Regions from separate parts of the Homo sapiens genome. Here region 2 is linked to region 1. Evidence: read pairs that join two places in POLR2A ChIA-PET (ENCODE). Cell type or tissue: B cell. All regions are shown on one strand. Links, peaks and the distances in the headings refer to the core of each region. The heading gives the core; the rest is flanking DNA.

Evidence for each region. Peaks named below come from ENCODE experiments on the same cell type or tissue, not always from the same donor. Only the 100,000 strongest peaks of a DNase experiment are listed, where the experiment ranks them.
Region 2: POLR2A ChIA-PET joins it to region 1 with 12 read pairs; 7 of 35 experiments call an interaction of 5 or more read pairs at or near these places.

The regions. Positions count from the first base shown.
Region 1 is chr9:19,135,662-19,138,581 of GRCh38, reverse strand. No RefSeq gene overlaps it. Among named protein-coding and RNA genes, the nearest start is that of PLIN2, 9.6 kb to the right of the region's middle. In B cell, for the core only: no CTCF peak of the experiment used is centred there; no DNase peak of the experiment used is centred there.
Region 2 is chr9:19,365,785-19,368,704 of GRCh38, reverse strand. The region is part of intron 30 of DENND4C (DENN domain containing 4C); the gene reads right to left. Among named protein-coding and RNA genes, the nearest start is that of RPS6, 13 kb to the left of the region's middle. In B cell, for the core only: no CTCF peak of the experiment used is centred there; no DNase peak of the experiment used is centred there; H3K27ac peaks cover 286 bases.

The DNA of each region.
Region 1 (2,920 bases), core at 198-2,697:
TCCATCTCAAAAAAAAAAAAAAAAAGAAAAGAAACTACTACTTGCCTTGTACTATGTTTAGGTTTTTATATACACTGTCGTATTTTTCTCCACAATGATCTTTTGAGGTAGGTATTATTATCACCATAGTATGCATGGATTCAAAGTTGGGAATCTGATTTCAAAGTCAGTGGTTTTTCAGGAGTCTCTCTGAACCTATTCTGATTCAGTGGCTGCCTGAAAAAAAAAGTCAATGGTTTTTCCATTATACAATGCTCCACTAAGAAACCACAAAAGAGCTTACTGTAATTGATAAGCTCCAGTGCACACCTTATTTGTATACAGTAGATTAGGAGTTGTTTCTTCATTTTTGTTGAATCATGAGTTTTTCCTATTGTGAACCTTAATTGCTTGATGTGGTGATGACAATATAAAAACTATAAGTGTTATGTCACTCCACTTTAGCCTGGGTGACAGAGTAAGACCCTGTCTCAAAAAGACGAAACAAAACAAAACAAAAACCCAGAAAACTAAAATCTTCTTCTTAATTTCTCTTTGCTTTATTCTTCTTGCCTACTTAAAATTTATTCCTCCTATAATCTGTGCGTTTTTGTAAGGCAGTTTAAATCTTTTGTGTGGTGGAGAATGAATTGGATATAAACAAATAATAAAAAGCAAGCTACAATTATGAATTCACTAAACAACCACATTCATGTAAAGAGAATAAAAATACTTGAAATTGTGACAGCCCAGGATAATTTCAGTTTATGAGATCTCAAACATACAGCTAGCTGCAAAATAGAGAAGACAAGTAGTCTAGATGAGAAATAGATTTGAAATTGACAAGGTCTATCTTTTGAATCCTTTTGCTTGAATTACCTGTTTCAGAAAGAGAAGGGGCCAGGGCAGGCTCAAAGACTTGGTTTAGATGGGGAGAAGGAGGTTGGTCTCTTTGGAAACAAAGTCAAAACAAGGTCCATGTGAAAAAGGCATTGCCTTTTCCTCTTCATGGTATTTGGAGAAGAAACACAAAAAGAAAAGCAGAGGATCAAGTTCAGGGGTGATTAAGAATGCTGAGTAATTGAGTCATCCAAGAAATTGTTCTTGCTGCTGACCAGTTTGCATGGAAGTTGAACTGGTCAAAACAGAAATCATCTGGCCTTCTGATTGGTAACTTGTAACCCCATTATCTTGGTCTCTGATTCATAAGAAAAGTAGTTTGATCTAATTTCAAGCTCAGGTGAAAGGAAGAAATGAGGCCGGCCATGGTGGCTTATGTCTATAATCCCACCACTTTGGGATGCCAAGGTGGGTGGATCATCTGAGGTCAGGAGTTTGAGACCAGCCTGGCCAACATGGCGAAACCCCAATTCTACTAAAAATACAAAAATTAGCCAGGTGTGGTGGCATGCGCCTGTAATCCCAGCTACTCGGGAGGCTGAGGGAGAATCACTTGAACCCGAGAGGTGAAGGTTGCAGTGAGCCGAGATCGCACCACTGCACTCCAGCTGGGTGACACAGAGAGACTCTGTCTCAAAAAAAAAAAAAAAAAAAAAAAAGCTGGGTGCGGTGGCTCACACCTATAGTCCCAGCACTTTGGGAAGCTGAGGTGGGCAGATCACAAGGTCAGGCGTTCAAGACCAGCCTGGCCAACATGGTGAAACCCCATCTCTACTAAAAATACAAAAAATAGCCGGGTATGGTGGCAAGCGCCTGTAATCCCAGCTGCTCTGGAGGCTGAGGCAGGAGAATTGCTTGAGCCCGGGTGGTGGAGGTTAGAGTGAGCCGAGATTGTGCCATTGCACTCCAGCCAGGGCAACGGAACGAGACTCCGTCTCAAAATAATAAAAAGAACGAAAGAAAAGAAAAGAAGAAATGAATATAGGAACTTTCCTCTGTGATTGGATAGAGCTATCTTGTGACAAGAGAATAGCAAAAGTCACCTGTCTGAGATAATGTTTTGGAAAGGACATTATAAAGCCATATACAATGTAAGCAATTGTTTTTGTTGTTGTTTTTGATTAAGACAACACAACTGAAGGGAACCCTAGATATCATCAAGTCTAATTCCTTCATCTTATGATGTCTATGTGGACACTGAAGCCTGTCAGGTTAAGTGTATTTGTTGCCCAAGAGCACACACTTAGCAGAAGTAGCAATGTAGACTTTAGAATTAGACAAACCCTATGCAGGGCCCGGCTCTGCCATTTACTAGTTTATGATTTAGGGCTGGGGAGCGCCTCAGAGAGGTGAAAAGCTGAGCTACACAGAGAAAGTGGAGTTTTCCAGAGGGTCAGGCAATACAGACAGAGGGAGCAGTATATCTGAAGAGGAGCTATGACAGGGAGGATGAGCTTAATGAAGAAAGGGATGCAGGTGGCTGTAGCTGGAGCACATGGAGCTCTTGGGGGAGGGACGAGAAATTATGGGAAGAAAGGGAGGCTGTTGTCTTGTCTCTGGAAGAGGAAACTCCACTGCCAGATTTTTTTTTCTTGCTATATCAATATTACTTTGCATCAGCAACATACCCAAAGAAGCCTGAGTTGCTATAATACAAACTCTAGAAAAGGTGGCTTTTCCAGCAGAGTCTCCTATACTTCTTAGTCTAGGAAGGCAGACTGGAAAGGGCCTGGGATATTACTGGTCCCTTGAAGTCCCTTCCAATAATCCTGTGAGCTGAGCTCTCTTCAGCTCAATGCCCAGGAAGGCTTTCTTAGGCAACAGTTCTCGGGGTGTGTTCAAACAAACAAACAAACAAACAAACAAAAAACCATGAATAATAGCTACCATTTCTATGTGCCTGGCATTATTCTGTTGAGTGAATTGATTCATTTAATCCCCACAAGTCTTATGAAGTAATCACCGTTATTTTTCTACTCCTCAACTTTTCAAAACTTTTTTCTTTTTTTTTCTTTTTTTTTTTTTTTTTGAGATGGAGTCT
Region 2 (2,920 bases), core at 255-2,754, 230 kb before region 1:
CTTCAGCCTCGAGTAGCTGAGGCTACAGGGGCATGCCACCACATCTAGCTAATTTTTTATTTTTATTTTTTGTAGAGATGGGCTCCCACTATGTTGCCCAGCCTAGTCTCAAACTCCTGGTCCCAAGTGATCCTCCCACCTTGGCCTCCAAAAGTGCTAGCCTGATTTGCCTAGCCTAATAACTTCATATGAGAGAATAATCTTTACCTGTTTCAGCCTCTGTTATTTTCTGTTAAATATAGCAGAGTCTAGTGCTAATTAGAAGGAACGTAATTCGGCCGGGTGTAGTGGCTCATGGCTGTAATCCCAGCACGTTGGGAGGCTGAGGCAGGCGGATTGTCTTTTTCATTATACATTTAATTATATTGTATTGTGTAACACCGCCCCTAAATAAAGACAACTGGTAATAGTTCATTTGTGTTAAACCGAAAAAAAAAAAAAAAAAAATAGCAAAGTCCTCTGTTATGATAACAGGAAATACTGGCTGCTATGAGTTTTCATCCTAGGTCTTCCACCTGCTAAATGATAGACTTTGAATAGTGTTAATCTTCACACTATGCTATAATTTCACAATTATTGAGATAAGTCTCAAACCAAACATTACACCAATTTAAATACACAATTCAATGGTTTTTAGTATATTCATGAAGTTGTGCAACCATCATCACTATCAATTTTAGAACATGTTCATATCCCAAAAAGAAACCCCATCTCAACCCCTTAGCCCTAGGCAACCACTAATCTACTTTCTGTCTCTATACATTTTCTTATTCTGGATATTTCATATAAATGGAATAATACAATCTATGCTCCTTCACAACTGGTTTCTCTTCTAGAGTGGTTTCAAGATTCAACTGTGTTGTACATATATCAGTACTTCATTGTTTTCTGTTGCCAAATGAAATTCCATTGTATGGATATACCATACTTTATTTATCAATTCATAATTTTTTTTTCTTGTTTTTGAGATGGAGTCTCGCTCTGTTGCCCAGGCTGGAGTGCAGCAGCAGAATCTCAGCTCACTGCAACCTCTGCCTCCCTGGGTTCAAGTGATTCTCCTGCCTCATCCTCCCAAGTAGCTGGGACTACAGGCATGTGCCACCACGCCCAGCTAATTTTTGTATTTCTTTTAGTAGAGACGGGGTTTCCCCATGTTGGCCAGGTTGGTCTCGAACTCCTGACCTCAAGTGATCTGCCGGCCTCAGCCTCCCAAAGTGCTGGGATTACAGGCGTGCGCCACTGCGCTCAGCCCTCAATTCATAGACTGATAGACATTTGTTTCCGTATTTTTGGCTATTATGCAAATGCTATTATGAACATTCATGTGCAAGTTTTCATGTGGACATCATTTCTCTTAGGTATATACGTGAGTGCAACTGCTGTATCATATGGTAACTCATATGGTTTGCCATTTTGAGGAGCTGTGAAACTGTTTTCCAAAGGAGCTGCACAATTTTATATTCTAACTGACAGTGTCTGAGGGTTCCACTTTCTCCACATCTTCACTAACTCGTTATTATTTTTTTTTATTATAGCCATCCTAGTAAGTATGAAGTGTTATTTCCTTGTGGTTTTGATTTGCATATCCTTGACAGCTAGTGCTGTTGAGCATTTTTCATGAGCTTTTGGCCATTTGAACATTTTATTTGAAGAACTACTGATTTACAGCCTTTGCTCATTTTAAAAATGGGTTGCCTTTTTATTACTGAGTTGTAAGAGTACTTTACATAGTCTGGGTACAAATCCTTTTTAAGATATGATTTGCAAATATCTCCTCCCAATCTGTCGATTGACCTTTCACTTTTTTGATGGTTTAAATTTCAGAAGTTCTTTCTTTTGACTAAATCCAACTTATCTACTTTTTCTTTTGTTGATTGTGCTTTTGTTGCTTTTTTTGAAGGCCTTGCCTAACTAACACGGAGTCATGAAGATTTACTCCTATGTTTTCTTCTAAGTGCTTTATAGTTTTAGCTCTTACATTTAGGTTTATGACCCATTTTTAGTTCATTTCTATGTATGATTTGAGGAAGTATCCAATTTCATTCTTTTTATTATTGCTAGCCTGTTGTCCCAGCACGTGTTGAAAAGACTATTCTTTTTTTTGAGACAGAGTCACTCTGTTGCCCAGGCTGGAGTGCAGTGGCGCAATCTTGGCTCACTGCAAGCTCCGCCTCCTGGGTTCACGCCATTCTCCTGCCTCAGCCTCCCGACTAGCTGGGACTACAGGTACCCGCCACCACGCCTGGCTAATTTTTTTGTATTTTTTTAGTAGAGATGGGGTTTCACCGTGTTAGCCAGGATGGTCTCGATCTCCTGACCTCGTGATCCGCCCGCCTCGGCCTCCCAAAGTGCTGGGATTACAGGCGTGAGCCACTGCACCCGGCCGAAAAGACTATCTTAAATGGTCTTCACACTGAAAGGCAACTGACCATACATACATGTGAGGGTTTATTTCTGGAACTTCAGCTATATTCCATCAACCTATGTCTCTTTTTACACCAGTATTTTACTTTCTTGATTACTGTAGCTTTGCAGTAAGTTTTCAAATTGAAGAACTGTGAGTCCTATAACACTGTTCTTTTTCAAGATTGTTTTCGTGATTCTAAGTCCCTTGAACATCCATATGAATTTCAAGATTCACTTGTCAATTTACGTAAAGAAGCTACCTGAAATTCTGATAGGGACTGCATTCAATCTGTAAATCAATTTAGGACTACTTCCATCTTAATAATATTAACTTTTCCAGACCATAAACATTGGATTCTTTCCATTTACTTATTCTTTAATTTCTTTCAACAATTATTTAAGTTTTTGGAGTGTAAGTTTTGCATTTCTTTGGTTCAATTTATCCATAAGTATTTTGTTCTAATGCTATTATAAATAAATAAAATTGTTTTCTTAGTTTCATTTTGAATTATTT